Linked DNA regions of Homo sapiens: region 1 is linked to region 2. A link is an interaction called in ENCODE POLR2A ChIA-PET data of the cell type or tissue named here. Cell type or tissue: Panc1. All regions are shown on one strand. Links, peaks and the distances in the headings refer to the core of each region. The heading gives the core; the rest is flanking DNA.

What was found. ChIA-PET counts read pairs that join two places held together with the same protein. Peaks named below come from ENCODE experiments on the same cell type or tissue, not always from the same donor. Only the 100,000 strongest peaks of a DNase experiment are listed, where the experiment ranks them.
Region 1: POLR2A ChIA-PET joins it to region 2 with 5 read pairs; 21 of 35 experiments call an interaction of 5 or more read pairs at or near these places.

What each region holds. Positions count from the first base shown.
Region 1 is chr11:65,608,690-65,614,060 of GRCh38, forward strand. It overlaps MAP3K11 (mitogen-activated protein kinase kinase kinase 11), which reads right to left. Exons shown (of 10, transcript NM_002419.4): 1 at 4,329-5,371. The coding sequence starts at 5,067. Among named protein-coding and RNA genes, the nearest start is that of MAP3K11, 2.8 kb to the right of the region's middle. RefSeq lists an enhancer at 3,967-4,854 and a silencer at 5,142-5,321. In Panc1, for the core only: no CTCF peak of the experiment used is centred there; no DNase peak of the experiment used is centred there; H3K4me3 peaks cover 2,426 bases; H3K27ac peaks cover 1,736 bases.
Region 2 is chr11:65,500,866-65,506,236 of GRCh38, forward strand. MALAT1 (metastasis associated lung adenocarcinoma transcript 1) reads left to right here. Exons shown (of 1, transcript NR_002819.5): 1 at 1-5,371. It also overlaps TALAM1 and MASCRNA. Among named protein-coding and RNA genes, the nearest start is that of MALAT1, 4.5 kb to the left of the region's middle. In Panc1, for the core only: no CTCF peak of the experiment used is centred there; DNase peaks (open chromatin) are centred at 1,028, 2,316, 3,556, 4,126 and 1 weaker place; H3K4me3 peaks cover 5,000 bases; H3K27ac peaks cover 5,000 bases.

The sequences.
Region 1 (5,371 bases), core at 59-5,058, 110 kb after region 2:
TCACTGCAACCTCCACCTCCTGGGTTCAAGCGATTGTCCTGCCCCAGCCTCCCGAGTAGTGGGATTATGGGCATGTGCCACCACGCCCGACTAATTTTGCATTTTTAGTAGAGACAGGGTTTCTCCATGTTGGTCAGGCTGGTCTCGAACTCCCAACCTCAGGTGATCTGCCCGCCTCGGCCTCCCAAAGTGCTGGGATTACAGGCCACTGCACCTGGCCGAGGCCAAACATTTCACACTCAACCCCAGCACTCAAAACCATTTATGAGCTAAATAATATTTTTCATGTTTCACAGATGAGGAAACCAAGCAGGGAAATGACTTGGCAGAGGTCATACAACAAATACAGCAGAGATTACAACCTGGTCTGTGTGGCTCTGAAACCAGTGTTCTAGCTTTTCCCTAATATTACACTGAAGCAAAACTGGCAAGGTGGCAGCTCTGGACATTTATGGCTTTGATTTCAAGAGAGATCTGTGAGTCTCCTGTCATTTTGTTGAGGCAGGAGCGTGAATCAGAACCCCCCTTAGAGTGGGGAGCAAGAGGGAAGCTCTTGGTGAGAAAAGAAGCCCAGCAGGTACCACAGGCCCCTAGTGCCCACATCACACTGTGGCAAGTGCAGCCACTCCCAAAGCAAAGACTCCAAAAGATACCTACCAATGCAGCTGGAAGGGAAGAGAAAGGGTGGGGTCCAAGAAAGTGATGGTTCTTGGCCACAAAGGAGGAGCTTGGGGTAAATGTAGGCGTGGATGGTCAGACTTGGCAGGGGCTCATGGCTTTAACCCAAATGGGGCCACCGTACTTGGTACAAAGAGGAGAAGCAGCAACTTGCATATCTCTCACCAGGACAGGAATGGCTCAAATGAGAGAAGTTTTCGAGGAATAGAAAGAGGACAAAGTCATAGAGTCATGAAGGGTCTGAAGGGCCCCTCTACTTTTCAGGTTACAGCCAACTGCACTGTGGAAGAGAAGCAATATCAAGTCAACCATGTTTCTGGACCCATGTCAGGGCACACCTCTCAGCTCTCCTGCCCTGTGTGACACGGCTGTCATGGGGGCAGCATAGGGCACAGGGGGTGGGGCAGATGGGAAGGGCACCTAATACAGCCTGGTGAGTCAGGGAAGACTTCCCAGAGGAGGTGGCAGAACCAGGGTGCTCATTTTTCAGGGCTTAAAGCAACAAGCCCTGATCCTGCTGCTGGCCAGGCCACCTGGGCCTTGAGGAGGCATCTGGCACTGCTGCCAGCTGTCCCCGCTGCCCCACCGTCCTCAGCCCCCACAGCCCCTGGCTGCTTGGCTCTGTTTCTGTGTCCTCCACCTTCAGCCATTTCGGCGCTGGTGCTTCTCAGAGCATGACCTCTCCTCAACCTCTGCCCACTGCCCCTGGCTGACTCAGCCTCTTCCAGGTACCAGCTCCCTCTCCCCACTGGCATCTTCCACATTTGCAACTCCAGGCCAGACAAATTGGTTCAGCAGCTCTACCTGATGTCCAGGTGCCCTCCATGACCACCTTTACTATCCCGGCATGCCCAGTAGATTTTCCTGCAATTTTTCCTAATCCAGAGAATGGTCTCAAAATCTACCCACTCCTCTGAGCCAGACCTTGGAGCTGAGTCCTGAACACTTCATCAAGCTGAGGATGACAACAAAACCCTCCTCAGATGGCTGTCACGAGCATGAAACAAGACCACACTTTTAAAGTTTTTGCATGGGGGCTGCCACCTGGCAGAAGCATCCTAAAGGCCAGTTGTCCTAAAGCACTTATCGTATCTCCGCCCTCCTCTCCCTCCTCTGTCACTCCTTACTGCCAACTTCAAAACAGCCTCTGGTCTGGCTGCTGGAGGCGGGGACCTGAGCATTTAGCAAGCCCCCGACGACAAGCTCATTCCAAAGGGGAAACACAGCAGGCTGGGGCAGTGGGTGGAGTGGAAATGGGCACCTCCCCTGGTGCCAGGGCCCACCTTCCCCTTTGAAGACCAACACTTGCTGCTTCTTGGCCTGTCTCTAGCCACTTGTGGCACCCCAGACTGGCAAAGTGCTGTTCCAGTATCTCAGGCCGGGTGGCCACTCTCCACCTTTTTCAGGTGGGGAATCTGAGGCCCAGAGAGGGGCAACAACTCACCCAAAGTTTCAGGACTTCTTTGTACTTGTGGTCTTTCTGCTACCTCCCCGCTCCTGGCTCTGCCAGCTGCTAAGCCCCATCCTCTGCTTTCTCTCCAAGCTCCTCTCTGTGCTTTCAACTGTCCCAACTCGAACTGCTGTTCTGGTGTCTGATGTAGATCCCAGGCATGGGAGGTCAGGGGTCACCCAGAGGAGAATGGGCCAGAGACCCCGAAACTGGGGGAAGCTCTCAGTGCCCCTTTAGGGCTCCCTGGCCTCTGATAGGGACCTGGCCACCAGCTCCCTCCCTGGGCTGGCCTCTGTGGGGCTTGGGAGTGGCCTGGGCAGCTCACACCTCTTCCGCTTTCCTCCCGTGGTCCCTACTTCTCCTTTCTGGGAGGCCTGGGCCAGGTCTCCCACTTGGGAGGGGGAGTCCTTTTGGGGAGAACTGGGGGAGGTCAGGCCCAGGCCGGGCTGGCTGGTCAGTCCTGTGACTCGTGGGCCTGGAGAATTCCCCCTCCTCTCCCCGCCAGGCTTCCTCACAAGGCCCCCATTGTCCAGGAAAATCATGCCATTGTTTCCTGCCTGTGCCCCCCACCAGCCCAGGGACTCCCCCCACCCCAATCCTGCAGACAGCAACTTGGGCCTAGGACTGGGGTCTCCGAGGTTAAATGCCAGGCTCAGGGAGGCTGAGGGCACCTTGCCTGCCCTTTACCACCACCTCCCAGACTCTGAGAGGGAAGCAGGGGAACTAGAGGGGAGTAGGGGAGCAGTTCCAGGCTCCTTCCTCCCGCAAGTCCTCCACCCCAAGCTCTTTCCTCCCCTGCAGGCAGCTGGGCTAGGGAGGGAGCAGGGGCTGGAGCAGGGACAGGAAGCCGGCTCAGGGGCAGCAGGAAACGCAGGAAGCAGTGGGGAGGGTGGGGAGCAGGGGCCTGGGCTATTGTTCCATTTTTTCTGGAAAGAAAACGGAGGAAAAACAGAAGATGGGAGTCCCCTCCCCCTGTGCCTTCGGGGAATCCCCCTCAGATTGGGGCAGGTAGCGGGGGTCCCTAGATAGTTAGAGCCCAGGGTTGAGGCTGAGAGGTGGGAACCGCACCCTACCAGGGATGAGAAGAGTGGGTAGGATGGTTGGCAGGCCTCTCCTGGCTCCCCCAGTCCTGGCAAGAACTTGGATATCTGGGGCTCAGCACTCTGTTTCCTGCAAGCCCCTTGTCCATGGTCAGCCCAGGCCAGGAGGCTCAAAATATCCACGTTGACCCCCCTCTAAGAATGTCTCATGCTTTTCCAGTGACCACACTGAGCCTGGCCCCTCCTGCATTTCCTACTGCTGCTCTCCAGCCTGCACTCTGGGCTCTAGGAGGCCCCTGCTCCTGGTCCCTGCTGTGTGCTGGGTCCTGCTTCCATGCCTTCTCTCTCTAAATGCTGCGTGCACCAGGAAACCCTCTGAAGCTGTCACTCACTTCTCTTGGGCCATGATGGGCAGCGTGTCGGGGGCTTGAAATGATGGGAGATGGAGTCTCCCTTAGCCCAGCACTCCCATCCCAAGCACTGATTTCAGGCTAGGCCCTCTTGGCGATCCAGCCCTCAAATGTCCATCTCCATGGCTGAGGACCCGCTGTGGGTTGGGGATCGCAGGTCGGGCTTGCCCAAGCTGTTGAGCTGTTTCACTCTCCCTTTTTACAGATTCTGAAATTGAGGCTCCGAGTTGGAGTAACCAGCTAGAGGTCATGAAGCCAGGGAGGGCTAGGCCAGAATTCCAGCCCTGGCCTTAGCCTTGACTGCCAAGGAGGGCTTCCCTCTCTGAGATATCTGTTCTGGAGGAGCTGCCCATGACGACGGGAGGGGAGGACAGAGCACCAACTCCACGAACATGAATTTAGGGGAGGAGAAGATGAGGAGCACGAGCTTCCAGAGGACTTCCTTGAGGTGGGAGCCATGGCTGGGCAGGATGCTTATGGCCCACCTGAGAGATACCAATTTCTTAACTTGTCCAAACCGCAGCTGCAGGCTGGGGTCAAGGACTTCTGAAGCTGGCGCAGGAAGACTCTGCTGGGTGCCTGGGGCTCTGTTTGGGGGCTAGCTTGAGCCCATGGGCACCCCTGGTCAGCTGGGACCCCCTAGGGTGGGAGCTCCTACCTGCAGTAGACCCTAAGCTAGGCTCAGTGGAAGGTTGGGAGCAGGTGTGTACCAGAGCCATGCCACCCCCAACCATGCCCCCAGAAACTCACTGTTGTTGGACTTGAGATCACGGTGGATGACGGGCACCAGGGCCTCGCAGTGCAGGTAGTGCATCCCACGGGCAATCTGCACAGCCCAGTTGACCAGCACATGGGGAGGCACGCGCCGCCCGGCCAGAGCTCGGCTGAGGGGCCCACCGGCTGCATACTCCATCACCAGGCACAGGTTGGGCTCCTCCAGGCACACAGCCTTGAGGGCAATGATGTTGGGGTGTGCCAGCATGGCGAAGAGCCGGGCCTCCTGGCGAACGCTCTCGGCTGTCACACTGATGTCCTCATCGGGGTCCTGGCGAGCTGCCTTCACAGCCACCAGCTCACCTCGCCAGCTGCCCCTGTACACCTTGCCAAAGCCTCCAATGCCGATCACCTCCTCCAGCCGCAGCTCCTGGAAGCTGGCCACCTCGCAGGGGGGCGGGCCGCCACCCCGAGACACATAGTTGGACGGGAAGATGCCCACCTGGCCACCCACCTGGCCCGCCCACCAGCCCTCGTCTCCTGAGATGGCTGCGTCCCGGGACAGCACCTCCACACGGTCACCCTTCCTCAGGGCCAGCTCATCCTGCCCACTGGGCTCGTAGTCGAACAGGGCTGTCCACACCGGGTTGGCATAACCCGCTGCCTTTGGAGACCCCTCAGGCCGGCCTCCTCCACCGCCCCCACCACCCCCGCTGCCACTGCCATTCCATGACCCTAGAGGGCTCTTGAGGAAGAGGCTCTTCAAGGGCTCCATGGCCGGGAGCCGGCGCTGGGATGTGTGGAGGACCTTCTCTGGGTGCCCGTGGTCCCCACCCCCGCTGGCTGCCAAGGCCCTAGTCCCGGAACCTGGGCATCCGGGCCCTGGCCCTCAGCCCCAGACCCACGCCTCTCTGGGGAGCCAGGAGTGTTGTCTCCCGGCCCCCCGCATCTCGGGCTTCTGGAGGAGGGCACCCAGGGCAGTGTGGTCAGGCCGGGGGGGTGGGGCCCCGGGGCCTCCGGCGCCTCACCATGGCTAGCTTGGAGGGACCCGAGCTTCCCTCGGTTCTGGAGCAGTCCTG
Region 2 (5,371 bases), core at 58-5,057:
TAAAGGGATTTATATGGGGACGTAGGCCGATTTCCGGGTGTTGTAGGTTTCTCTTTTTCAGGCTTATACTCATGAATCTTGTCTGAAGCTTTTGAGGGCAGACTGCCAAGTCCTGGAGAAATAGTAGATGGCAAGTTTGTGGGTTTTTTTTTTTTACACGAATTTGAGGAAAACCAAATGAATTTGATAGCCAAATTGAGACAATTTCAGCAAATCTGTAAGCAGTTTGTATGTTTAGTTGGGGTAATGAAGTATTTCAGTTTTGTGAATAGATGACCTGTTTTTACTTCCTCACCCTGAATTCGTTTTGTAAATGTAGAGTTTGGATGTGTAACTGAGGCGGGGGGGAGTTTTCAGTATTTTTTTTTGTGGGGGTGGGGGCAAAATATGTTTTCAGTTCTTTTTCCCTTAGGTCTGTCTAGAATCCTAAAGGCAAATGACTCAAGGTGTAACAGAAAACAAGAAAATCCAATATCAGGATAATCAGACCACCACAGGTTTACAGTTTATAGAAACTAGAGCAGTTCTCACGTTGAGGTCTGTGGAAGAGATGTCCATTGGAGAAATGGCTGGTAGTTACTCTTTTTTCCCCCCACCCCCTTAATCAGACTTTAAAAGTGCTTAACCCCTTAAACTTGTTATTTTTTACTTGAAGCATTTTGGGATGGTCTTAACAGGGAAGAGAGAGGGTGGGGGAGAAAATGTTTTTTTCTAAGATTTTCCACAGATGCTATAGTACTATTGACAAACTGGGTTAGAGAAGGAGTGTACCGCTGTGCTGTTGGCACGAACACCTTCAGGGACTGGAGCTGCTTTTATCCTTGGAAGAGTATTCCCAGTTGAAGCTGAAAAGTACAGCACAGTGCAGCTTTGGTTCATATTCAGTCATCTCAGGAGAACTTCAGAAGAGCTTGAGTAGGCCAAATGTTGAAGTTAAGTTTTCCAATAATGTGACTTCTTAAAAGTTTTATTAAAGGGGAGGGGCAAATATTGGCAATTAGTTGGCAGTGGCCTGTTACGGTTGGGATTGGTGGGGTGGGTTTAGGTAATTGTTTAGTTTATGATTGCAGATAAACTCATGCCAGAGAACTTAAAGTCTTAGAATGGAAAAAGTAAAGAAATATCAACTTCCAAGTTGGCAAGTAACTCCCAATGATTTAGTTTTTTTCCCCCCAGTTTGAATTGGGAAGCTGGGGGAAGTTAAATATGAGCCACTGGGTGTACCAGTGCATTAATTTGGGCAAGGAAAGTGTCATAATTTGATACTGTATCTGTTTTCCTTCAAAGTATAGAGCTTTTGGGGAAGGAAAGTATTGAACTGGGGGTTGGTCTGGCCTACTGGGCTGACATTAACTACAATTATGGGAAATGCAAAAGTTGTTTGGATATGGTAGTGTGTGGTTCTCTTTTGGAATTTTTTTCAGGTGATTTAATAATAATTTAAAACTACTATAGAAACTGCAGAGCAAAGGAAGTGGCTTAATGATCCTGAAGGGATTTCTTCTGATGGTAGCTTTTGTATTATCAAGTAAGATTCTATTTTCAGTTGTGTGTAAGCAAGTTTTTTTTTAGTGTAGGAGAAATACTTTTCCATTGTTTAACTGCAAAACAAGATGTTAAGGTATGCTTCAAAAATTTTGTAAATTGTTTATTTTAAACTTATCTGTTTGTAAATTGTAACTGATTAAGAATTGTGATAGTTCAGCTTGAATGTCTCTTAGAGGGTGGGCTTTTGTTGATGAGGGAGGGGAAACTTTTTTTTTTTCTATAGACTTTTTTCAGATAACATCTTCTGAGTCATAACCAGCCTGGCAGTATGATGGCCTAGATGCAGAGAAAACAGCTCCTTGGTGAATTGATAAGTAAAGGCAGAAAAGATTATATGTCATACCTCCATTGGGGAATAAGCATAACCCTGAGATTCTTACTACTGATGAGAACATTATCTGCATATGCCAAAAAATTTTAAGCAAATGAAAGCTACCAATTTAAAGTTACGGAATCTACCATTTTAAAGTTAATTGCTTGTCAAGCTATAACCACAAAAATAATGAATTGATGAGAAATACAATGAAGAGGCAATGTCCATCTCAAAATACTGCTTTTACAAAAGCAGAATAAAAGCGAAAAGAAATGAAAATGTTACACTACATTAATCCTGGAATAAAAGAAGCCGAAATAAATGAGAGATGAGTTGGGATCAAGTGGATTGAGGAGGCTGTGCTGTGTGCCAATGTTTCGTTTGCCTCAGACAGGTATCTCTTCGTTATCAGAAGAGTTGCTTCATTTCATCTGGGAGCAGAAAACAGCAGGCAGCTGTTAACAGATAAGTTTAACTTGCATCTGCAGTATTGCATGTTAGGGATAAGTGCTTATTTTTAAGAGCTGTGGAGTTCTTAAATATCAACCATGGCACTTTCTCCTGACCCCTTCCCTAGGGGATTTCAGGATTGAGAAATTTTTCCATCGAGCCTTTTTAAAATTGTAGGACTTGTTCCTGTGGGCTTCAGTGATGGGATAGTACACTTCACTCAGAGGCATTTGCATCTTTAAATAATTTCTTAAAAGCCTCTAAAGTGATCAGTGCCTTGATGCCAACTAAGGAAATTTGTTTAGCATTGAATCTCTGAAGGCTCTATGAAAGGAATAGCATGATGTGCTGTTAGAATCAGATGTTACTGCTAAAATTTACATGTTGTGATGTAAATTGTGTAGAAAACCATTAAATCATTCAAAATAATAAACTATTTTTATTAGAGAATGTATACTTTTAGAAAGCTGTCTCCTTATTTAAATAAAATAGTGTTTGTCTGTAGTTCAGTGTTGGGGCAATCTTGGGGGGGATTCTTCTCTAATCTTTCAGAAACTTTGTCTGCGAACACTCTTTAATGGACCAGATCAGGATTTGAGCGGAAGAACGAATGTAACTTTAAGGCAGGAAAGACAAATTTTATTCTTCATAAAGTGATGAGCATATAATAATTCCAGGCACATGGCAATAGAGGCCCTCTAAATAAGGAATAAATAACCTCTTAGACAGGTGGGAGATTATGATCAGAGTAAAAGGTAATTACACATTTTATTTCCAGAAAGTCAGGGGTCTATAAATTGACAGTGATTAGAGTAATACTTTTTCACATTTCCAAAGTTTGCATGTTAACTTTAAATGCTTACAATCTTAGAGTGGTAGGCAATGTTTTACACTATTGACCTTATATAGGGAAGGGAGGGGGTGCCTGTGGGGTTTTAAAGAATTTTCCTTTGCAGAGGCATTTCATCCTTCATGAAGCCATTCAGGATTTTGAATTGCATATGAGTGCTTGGCTCTTCCTTCTGTTCTAGTGAGTGTATGAGACCTTGCAGTGAGTTTATCAGCATACTCAAAATTTTTTTCCTGGAATTTGGAGGGATGGGAGGAGGGGGTGGGGCTTACTTGTTGTAGCTTTTTTTTTTTTTACAGACTTCACAGAGAATGCAGTTGTCTTGACTTCAGGTCTGTCTGTTCTGTTGGCAAGTAAATGCAGTACTGTTCTGATCCCGCTGCTATTAGAATGCATTGTGAAACGACTGGAGTATGATTAAAAGTTGTGTTCCCCAATGCTTGGAGTAGTGATTGTTGAAGGAAAAAATCCAGCTGAGTGATAAAGGCTGAGTGTTGAGGAAATTTCTGCAGTTTTAAGCAGTCGTATTTGTGATTGAAGCTGAGTACATTTTGCTGGTGTATTTTTAGGTAAAATGCTTTTTGTTCATTTCTGGTGGTGGGAGGGGACTGAAGCCTTTAGTCTTTTCCAGATGCAACCTTAAAATCAGTGACAAGAAACATTCCAAACAAGCAACAGTCTTCAAGAAATTAAACTGGCAAGTGGAAATGTTTAAACAGTTCAGTGATCTTTAGTGCATTGTTTATGTGTGGGTTTCTCTCTCCCCTCCCTTGGTCTTAATTCTTACATGCAGGAACACTCAGCAGACACACGTATGCGAAGGGCCAGAGAAGCCAGACCCAGTAAGAAAAAATAGCCTATTTACTTTAAATAAACCAAACATTCCATTTTAAATGTGGGGATTGGGAACCACTAGTTCTTTCAGATGGTATTCTTCAGACTATAGAAGGAGCTTCCAGTTGAATTCACCAGTGGACAAAATGAGGAAAACAGGTGAACAAGCTTTTTCTGTATTTACATACAAAGTCAGATCAGTTATGGGACAATAGTATTGAATAGATTTCAGCTTTATGCTGGAGTAACTGGCATGTGAGCAAACTGTGTTGGCGTGGGGGTGGAGGGGTGAGGTGGGCGCTAAGCCTTTTTTTAAGATTTTTCAGGTACCCCTCACTAAAGGCACCGAAGGCTTAAAGTAGGACAACCATGGAGCCTTCCTGTGGCAGGAGAGACAACAAAGCGCTATTATCCTAAGGTCAAGAGAAGTGTCAGCCTCACCTGATTTTTATTAGTAATGAGGACTTGCCTCAACTCCCTCTTTCTGGAGTGAAGCATCCGAAGGAATGCTTGAAGTACCCCTGGGCTTCTCTTAACATTTAAGCAAGCTGTTTTTATAGCAGCTCTTAATAATAAAGCCCAAATCTCAAGCGGTGCTTGAAGGGGAGGGAAAGGGGGAAAGCGGGCAACCACTTTTCCCTAGCTTTTCCAGAAGCCTGTTAAAAGCAAGGTCTCCCCACAAGCAACTTCTCTGCCACATCGCCACCCCGTGCCTTTTGATCTAGCACAGACCCTTCACCCCTCACCTCGATGCAGCCAGTAGCTTGGATCCTTGTGGGCATGATCCATAATCGGTTTCAAGGTAACGATGGTGTCGAGGTCTTTGGTGGGTTGAACTATGTTAGAAAAGGCCATTAATTTGCCTGCAAATTGTTAACAGAAGGGTATTAAAACCACAGCTAAGTAGCTCTATTATAATACTTATCCAGTGACTAAAACCAACTTAAACCAGTAAGTGGAGAAATAACATGTTCAAGAACTGTAATGCTGGGTGGGAACATGTAACTTGTAGACTGGAGAAGATAGGCATTTGAGTGGCTGAGAGGGCTTTTGGGTGGGAATGCAAAAATTCTCTGCTAAGACTTTTTCAGGTGAACATAACAGACTTGGCCAAGCTAGCATCTTAGCGGAAGCTGATCTCCAATGCTCTTCAGTAGGGTCATGAAGGTTTTTCTTTTCCTGAGAAAACAACACGTATTGTTTTCTCAGGTTTTGCTTTTTGGCCTTTTTCTAGCTTAAAAAAAAAAAAAGCAAAAGATGCTGGTGGTTGGCACTCCTGGTTTCCAGGACGGGGTTCAAATCCCTGCGGCGTCTTTGCTTTGACTACTAATCTGTCTTCAGGACTCTTTCTGTATTTCTCCTTTTCTCTGCAGGTG